Regions from separate parts of the Homo sapiens genome. Here region 1 is linked to region 2. Evidence: read pairs that join two places in POLR2A ChIA-PET (ENCODE). Cell type or tissue: A673. All regions are shown on one strand. Each heading gives the region's core, and the rest is flanking DNA. Links, peaks and the distances in the headings are about the cores only.

What was found. Peaks named below come from ENCODE experiments on the same cell type or tissue, not always from the same donor. Only the 100,000 strongest peaks of a DNase experiment are listed, where the experiment ranks them.
Region 1: POLR2A ChIA-PET joins it to region 2 with 5 read pairs; 1 of 35 experiments calls an interaction of 5 or more read pairs at or near these places.

Annotation. Positions count from the first base shown.
Region 1 is chr17:81,174,912-81,179,304 of GRCh38, reverse strand. PVALEF (parvalbumin like EF-hand containing) reads right to left here. Exons shown (of 7, transcript NM_001354639.2): 3 at 153-387. Among named protein-coding and RNA genes, the nearest start is that of AATK, 11 kb to the right of the region's middle. In A673, for the core only: a CTCF peak has its summit at 2,446; a DNase peak (open chromatin) is centred at 2,454.
Region 2 is chr17:80,782,929-80,787,321 of GRCh38, reverse strand. The region is part of intron 6 of RPTOR (regulatory associated protein of MTOR complex 1); the gene reads right to left. Among named protein-coding and RNA genes, the nearest start is that of CHMP6, 210 kb to the left of the region's middle. In A673, for the core only: no CTCF peak of the experiment used is centred there; a DNase peak (open chromatin) is centred at 1,731.

The sequences.
Region 1 (4,393 bases), core at 181-4,180, 390 kb before region 2:
CCACCCCATTTCCCCACCTCCCCTGGGTCCCCTGGGGTCTCCCAGGGCCACCCTTGTCCTGTGGATGAAGAGAAGGCCTCCAAGTTCCCACCATCCAGCTCGGATAACCTCAGCGGCCAGAGACCCACACCCCCCTCCTTGGCAGGGCTTACCTCTGCCTGGCTTCTTTCGAGAGTTCTGGAAGGTGGGTCAGGCTGGGGTGTGGAGAGGCCCAGGGGCTCCAGCTTTTATACCTGCAAGCCTGTTTACATCTCGGGGCTGCAGCTGTCCTCGCCCCTCCCCGGCACTCCAGCCTGGCACGGGCAGCTCCCAGGGGCTCGCAGGCACTTGGTGTGTCCACACTGGTCTGGGCAGACTGACCCTTAGCAGTGCCTGGCCTCCCCAAACCTGGGGCGGGGTTAGGGAGGAAGAGAGGGCACCAGTGAGCCAGTGAGCAGGTGACCGAGGCCAGCTGGGCAGACAGCAGCTGGAAGCCTGAGGTCAGAGGGGCTGAGGGACCTGCCCAAGGTCATGGTGCTGGAACCCACGCCTCGGGCCTCCAGTGCAGCGGGTTGTACACAGTGGGAGGGGCTGCGGGCGGTGGGGGTGGTGCAGGGAGATTGAGGCTGGGGACCCTGCCCCCCCCAGCTCTGGTGCAGGAAACAGGTTGCAGGGCCAGACATGTGAGTGGGGTTTGAAGGGGCAGCCGAGTGGGTGCTGCGGCCCAGCCTGCGGGCTTGGGCCGGGTGGAAGGGGCACAGCACAGCCTGCAGGCCGGTGGGGGTGGGGAGGCTCCAAGTTCATATGGGACAAAGTTTATCCAAGCCACGTCCTCCTCCCAAACCACCCTCCCCTGGTGGTGAGCAGGGAGGGCCAAGGTGATCCCTGGCTGGCTCTGAATACACCAGGGGCACGGTTACCTTCTGCCAGGGAGGGTGGTGCCAACAGCCCTGCCCCTGTGGGGTGGTCATGCTGGGCACCGCAGGCCTGTGAGGAAGCCAGGGATGGGGCTGTCTGCCGGGGTCGGGGGGGCCTGGCTTTCTACTGGAAGCCACAGGACTGCCCGGGCCTCTTACATAGGCCGTGGTAGCCTCTGCTCATGTTGGAGGTGGGAGGGTATTGTCCTCACTAATGAAGGTGACGGTCATGATATGTGACAGGTGACAATGAATGTAATAACAGTGTCATCTGCCATTGGCGGGGCCCCAGGGGTCTCAGCAGCCTCTTGAGGGAGGCTGCATTATCCTCCTTCTTCAAGAGACCCCAGGAGATGAGGAGACGAATCCAGTCTACACCCGTCCCAGCCAGGTGTAGAGGTCAGGGCCACCTGGAGCCTCAGGTCGGACATCAGGGAGATGTCCAGGCTCAGACAGGGAAGGAGACACTGGTGGGTCCTGCCAGGTCACTTTCCCAAAGGGCTGAGCCCTCCCTGGCCCCAGCAGCAATTAGTGGCCAGTTAAATTCTTGCCCAACTTTGGCCTTTAAAGGCATGTGATTGTTTTAATTAGGGTGATTGAAATATTATCTGTAATAGCTTTTGGATGAGATGAAGCAATCAGGTTTATTACAGAACATTTGGAATATGTAGATGAACACGGTGGAGGTAAAGTCACCTGCAGAACACACGTTTGATGCTGGAGAATGTCCAGGCTCGGTCGATGCCTTTTCCTCCATTTCCTTAATGCTTTTCTTCTTTCTTGCGTGCTTTTTATCATGATAAAATTCACATAGTATAAATTTACCATCTTTGCCTTTTTTTTTTCTTTTTTATTGAGGTGGAGTCTTACTCTATCACCCTATCACCCAGGCTGGAGTGCAATAGTGTGATCTCGGCCCTGCAACCTCCGCCTCCCGGGTTCAAGCAGTTCTCCTGTCTCAAACTCCCAAGTAGCTGGAATTACAGGTGCATGCCGCCACGCCCGGCTAATTTCTGCATTTTTAGTAGAGACTGAGTTTCACCATGGTGACTAGGCTGGTCTTGAACTCCTGACCTCAGGTGATCTGCCTGCCTCAGCCTCCCAAAGTGCTGGGATTACAGGCGTGAGCCACTGTACCCGGCTGCCTTTTTTTTTTTTTTTTTTTTTTGAGATGGAGTTTCAAGCCTGGTGCGGTGGCTCATGCCTGCAATCCCAGCACTTTGGGAGGCCGAGGCGAGTGGATCACCTGAGATCAGGAGTTTCAGACCAGCCTGGCCAACATGGTGAAACCCTGTCTCTACTAAAAATACGGAAATTAGCCAGCGTTGGTGGTGCGAGACTGGAGTCCCAGCTACTTGGGAGGCTGAGGCAGCAGAATCGCTGGAACTTGGGAGGCAGAGGTTGCAGTGAGCTGAGATCGCGCCACCGCACTCCAGCCTGGGTGACAAAAGGAGACTCTGTCTCAAAAAAAAAAAAAAAAAAGTGACTAATACTCCATTGCATGGTTGCACCACATTTTGAGTATTCACTTGCCTGTTCATGGATCCTGGATTTTTCGTCCACCTTTTGGCAATTGTGAATAATGCTGCTATGAAGATGGGTGTACAAATGTCTCCTTGAGACCCTGCTTTCAGTTCTTTTGGGATGATAACCAGAAGTGGAATTGCTGGATGATACTGTCATTCTGATTTAAGTGTTTGAGGAGCTGCCGTAGAGTTTCCACGGCAGCTGCACTGTTTTCCATTCCCACCAACAGCGCACAGGGGCCGATAGCCCCACGTCCTCACCAACACTTGTGATTCTCTGGAGGTTTTTTTTTTTTTTTAATAGCAGCCATCCTCAGGGGTGTGAGGTGGCATCTCATTGTGTTTTGTTTCCTTTTTTTTGTTTTGAGATGGAGATTTGCTCTGTCACCCAGGCTGGAGCGCAGTGGCATGACCTCGGCTCACTGCAACCTCTGCTTTCTGGGTTCAATGATTCTCGTGCCTCAGCCTCCTGAGTAGCTGGGATTACAGGCATGTGCCACCATGCCCGGCTAATTTTTGTATTTTTAGTGGAGACGGGGTTTCACCATGTTGGCCAGGCTGGTCCTGAACTCCTGGCCTCAGGTGATCCGCCCAGTTTGGCCTCCCAAAGCGCTGGGATTACAGGCATGAGCCACCGTGCCCGGCCCTCACTGTGGCTTTGATTTCCATTTCCCTCATGATTAGTGATGGTCGGCATCTTCTCATGGGCTTATTAGGCATTTGATATCTTCTTTGGATAAATGTCTTATTTATTCAAGTCCTTTGCCCATTTTTGAATTGAATTTTGTTTATTTGTGATTAAGTTTTAGGAGTTCTTCATATGTTCTCTCTAAATTTCTGGTTATTCATCTATTTTCAGATGATTTGCAGATATTTTCTGCCATTCTTTGGGTTGCGTTTTTAGCCTGTTGATATTTTCTTTTGACCCACAAATTTTTTTAGTTATCATGAAATCAAAGTTGTCCATTTTTTTCTTCTGTTGCCTGTGCCTTTGCTGTCATATCCAAGAAATCTCTGTCAAATCCCATGCCATGAAGCTTTTGCTCTGTTTTCTTTTAAGAGTTTCATGTTTTACATTTAGGTCTTTGATCCATTTTGAGTTATTTTCATGTATGGTGTTAGGTAAGGGCCCAATTTCATTATTTTGCATGTGGACATCTAGTTTTCCCAGCACTCTTTGTTGAAAGACTGTTTTTTCCCCATTGAATGGTCTTGGCACCCTTGTCAACAATCGTTTGACCATATTATGTGAAGGTTTATTTCTGGGATCTCTGTTCTATTCCACTGGTTTATATGTCTGTCTGTCTGTGGGTGCCATACCATTTTGATTTCTGTAGCTTTGTAGTGAATTTTGAAAACAGGAAGTAGGAGTCTTCCAGCTTTGTTCTTCTTTTTCAAGATTGTTTTGGATATCTTGGGTCTCTTGAGATTCTATATGAATTTTAGGATGGGCTTCCTATTTCTGCAAAAGTCACTGGGATTTAGATAGGGATTGTGTTGACTCTGTAGATCGCTTTGGGAAATACTGACATCTTAACACTATTAAGTCTTTCAATCCATGAACATAGGATTCTATTTATTTTTGTGTTTCTATTTATTTATGTCTTCTTTAATTTCTTTTCAGCCATGTTTTGTAGTTTTCATTGTGCAAGTCTTTCACCTCCTTGGCTAAGTTAATTCCTAAGTATTTTATTCTTTTCAATGGTACTATACATGGAATTGTTTTTGTCTTTTTTGGACAAATTGGATAATCCTTTTCAGGTTATCCATTGGTAGTTTATAGAAATGCAACTGATACTTGGGTGTTGACTTTGTATCTTGCTACTTTGCTGATATCATTAATTAGCTCTAGCAGTTTTTTTGTGGCATATTTAAGATTCTTTACATATAACATCATATCATTTGTGAACAGAGGTAATTTTTTTTTTTTTTTTGAGACGGAGTCTCACTCTGTCACCCAGGCTGGAGTGC
Region 2 (4,393 bases), core at 145-4,144:
GCTAAACACACATCAATATGGAGGAACATGAGCAACACAATGCTAAGTGGGAAATGTCCACATTCCAACCAAAAGTATTTTTTTAAAAGAGTCCTCAAAATCACATTCAGCACTAAAGCCTTTAATAAATTTAAAATCTGAAAGAAAAGTAATGGTCTTAATGAATACACACAGATGCATAGTAGCAATGTAGAAAGGGCATGGAAGGGATGATGAGCCCGGCACTCAGGGCGGTGGTCACAGGGCGGGGGCGGCAGGTGCGTGTGCATCAAGGGCGCCCTGCGTGGTGGGCGCAGGTCATCATCAAGGGCTGGGTTTTGGTTGGGTGGTGGTTTGAGGAAACCCATTATGCTATAAAAATACCTGTTAATTAACTGCTTAAAAGGAGGCCAAATATGGACTAGTGATGAGTGTGGCATGAAGCAAGAATTGTGACGGATCCAGGCTGGGTACGCAAACAAGTGGCTTCAAGATTTTTATGATGTTAAATTAAGTTTCGCCTAAAGGCTGCCTCCGTACATGTTTTATGTTTGGCCTAATGGTTCCATATACATGGTGAACTGTAACCCAACCTGATGTATAAACAGCCTGGTCTTGTGACAGGCAGCTGAGTCTCAGACTACCACAGGCAGCCAACTGTTCGAACTGGGCTCAAGCAAGGCAGACCCCCTGCGGTAGCCAATCCAGCTGCTGCGGCTCTTCCATTCTCCGGAGTCACTTTCGTTTCTGCCCATGAATGGTATCCAGCCACATGGCAGTGCCGGTGTCACTCTGAACCTACTCTGGTTCTGGGGCTGCCTGATTCAAGAATGGTTCTTTGCTCAATTAAACTCTGTTGTATTCAATTTGCCTAGAGTTTTCTTTTAACAATGAAGAACAAATTAATGTTCAGCTCGGTAACCTTGTCAAATATCATACAAATAACTATTGAATGCTGTTTTCATTTTTGAGAATGAAAATTCCTTTGTTTCCTCCTAATTAAAAAAAAACCCACATGTATTTACCATAAAAAAGTGAAAAATTTGTATAAACCCACCATGTTGAGATAGCTTAGCATTTTCATATTTATCTTTTACACAACACTGAATCATGCTGATTTATTTTAGAATAAAAGCAAATGGCGGTCACTATAAAAACCCAAATCATACAGACATGTGTCACGCAAAAGTGCGTCAGTCTAACTTTCACTCTCCCACCCCACTGTGCAGAAGCGGCCTCTGCTATGACCTTCAGGACTTGGTCCGGGCATATACAGTCATCCCTGGGTATCCCTGGGGGACTGGTTCCGGGACACCACCACCCACCCCACCTAGCCACTCCTCTCCCCATGGACAGACGCTCTATGAAAACTCCTGAACAAGGAGAGCTTCCCGGTTAGAAGGTGAACACACGATGTGCTGGAGTGTGGCACCCCCCTGCTCTCGCCAACATGCAGAGTCCCCCCTTCTCTAGTGGTGAAGACATAAGTGGCTTCCCTGGAGGTCTCGCCATCAGCATTCCCTGTGCAGTTCCTCGGCAAAGGAGAGGAAAAGGCCCTCAAAACACATCCCCATCATGACTGTCATTGTCACTGTGAGAGCTGATCATACAAACTGGGTCATTCTTGTCATACCCAACTCAGTCAGAGTCAAGGGGCCGGGGGAAAGCACTCGGGCCACAAAACATTCCTCCAGCAATGTAGTTCTCTGCCAGCCTGGCCGCGGAAACTGCCTGCTGCCACTTGAAACCAGTTTTCACTAATGGCAACCGACACAACCTGCTGTGATTCGAGGACTCATTTCACCCACTCACCAGTCGGGAACCTGCCAGCTCCCCAGAAACCTCACTAGTGCCGAAGAACCTTCTCAAAGAGCAACACGAAACAGTTCTCCTCTTTTTAAAACTGCCAACCTTTTATTTGTTCATCAAGATATACTGAAGACCACCTGGTCTGCCTGTATGCCTTCGACTGTAAATCTTGCTTCCCAAATAAAATGTTTTACATTTAGAGATTCATCACTATATTTTATCTGACTTTGACTCCAGTCCCTAATATCCCTGCTCATTTTTAGCCTTTGGTAGTTGCTTTTCTGTATCCTGACCAGAGCTTTTCTTTGTAATGAGCGGGACAGAGAGGCTGTAGGTGGCTTACTTCACCTTAGCTGGCACGTGAAGTCTCTAGAATTTACACTGATGAAGGTGTCACTGAAGCTTTCACAGACTTGTGCATTTTAACCTAGTCATACAGAGATACAGCAAACTGCTGGAGGTGTCTGGTTTTAAATATTCTTTTTCACAAAAGGAATTTTCAAATATAGCTCAGAGTGGCAATAAATACACAATTAAAATAGCACTTTGGGAGGCCAAGGCGGGTGGATCACCTGAGGTTGGGAGTTCGAGACCAGCCTGACCAACATGGAGAAACTCTGTCTCTACTAAATAAACAAACAAAACAACAACAACAAAAAAAACCAGCATTAGCCAGGCGTGGTGGCGGACACCTGTAATCCCAGCTACTCAGGAGGCTGAGGCAGGAGAATCACTTGAACTCGGGAGGCGGAGGTTGCAGTGAGCCGAGATTGCGCCACTGCACTCCAGCCTTGGCAAAAAGAGCGAAACTCTGTCTCAAAAAAAAAAAAAAAGTAAAATAGGCCGGGCACAGTGGCTCATGCCTGTAATCCCAGCACTTTGGGGGGCTGAGGTGGGCAGATCACCTGAGGTCAGGAGTTCAAGACCAGCCTGGCCAACAAGGTGAAACCCCATTTCTACTAAAAATACAAAAAATTAGCTGGGCATGGTGGTGGGTGCCTATAATCCCAGCTACTCGGGAGGCTGAGGCAGGAGAATTGCTTGAACCCAGAAGGCGGAGGTTGCAGTGAGCTGAGTTCGTGCCATTGCACTCCAGCCTGGGCAACAAGAGTGAAACTCCATCTCAAAAAAAGAAAAGAAAAAGGAAAATAAGCCAATTTCTTCAACTCTCAGCATTTCATTTAATCCAGCAGGTTAAAAAAAACCCAAAGAACTAAACATCCCCACATGAAATTAATGTGCCAAATCATGCGATATTTGTAACTAAATTTAAAAGTATGTGTTTTTTTTTTTGGCTCATGCCTGTAATTCCAGCACTCTGGGAGCCCAAGGCAGGAGGATCACTTGAGGACACGAGTGTGAGGCCAGCGTGGACAGCACAGTTGAGTCCCCATCTCCACAAATAAGTTAGCTGGGCATGGTCAGAGGACTCGGGAGGCTGAGGCAGGAGGATCGTTTGAGCTCAGGAGGTTAAGGCTGCAGTGAGCTATGATCGTGCCACTGCACTCTAGCCTGGGTGACAGTGAGATCCTTTGCCTTAAAAAAAAAGTATGCCTTTTAGTATTATTAGAAGAAAACCAAGTAGAAGCGACTTTCCTAACTTGCAAACGTTAAACAGCTGCACTTTGTAATGTACAGAAAAGTTTACTCTATTTAGGAGCTTCTAGGCCGGTAAGCAGGACAAGATACAAATTAAGTGCAAGAGTTTGCTATTTCATAGTGGCCCTCCGTGCTACAGAAGCAAGCTAGCAAAAAGGAAAAACAATTATTCCATTGGTAAGAGAAATACAGATGAACACCTCATCGGAGCTTTCTGCCAACCCACATAATGAGCCAATCCCATCTGCCTTGTTCTGGGCTACGGCCCCATTGTCAGAGCTGGCTGGATATCGGAGGAGCCCCTTAGGCGCCTGCTGGATGCATGAGCCTGGCCGGCAATGGAATACACCTTCCACGGGAACAAGGCTAATTGCAAGGGCTCTGCCATTTGGGTTCAAAAGACATTAAAAAGTTAAGATAATTTGGTTATAAGAAAAATGTCAGTTTTTTAAAAAAGAAATGATTAAGTATTTGGGTGGTAAAACATCATGTTGTCTGTAATTTAGCAAACATACCCACAAAAACAAAACAACAGAGCAAATAATTGTAAAATGTAGGTGATTTAATATATACAGGGTTCACTTTATCATCCTCTCAACTGTTCCACAGAATGGTTGAAAACTGTCCTATAATAAAAAGTAAAAGGGATGGGGACAGAGACGGAGAGAGAGAGGGGGAAGAGAGTGTCAACACAGGCATTCCTACATTGATGAGTCAAGTCGGGAAATCATTTAAGGAAGCCACCTTCTATTTTCGAAGAATGCCAAGACTGAAAGGGAGGCTCCTTGCCTGTCCCTTCTCCACTGTCCTTGAGATGATCAACAGTTGGTACAAATTTGCAAAAGCAGAAAACCAACTCTTTCCTAAAAAGGTAAACCTCTTCCACGGAGGTAACGCTTATGAGCATCAACCACAGGAAACACACACACAACACACAGCAAGCTTCCACCTCCCCCAGTAGCTCTGGGGTGTGCCTTGCCCTGGAGGAGCCCATTTACAGCCAGCT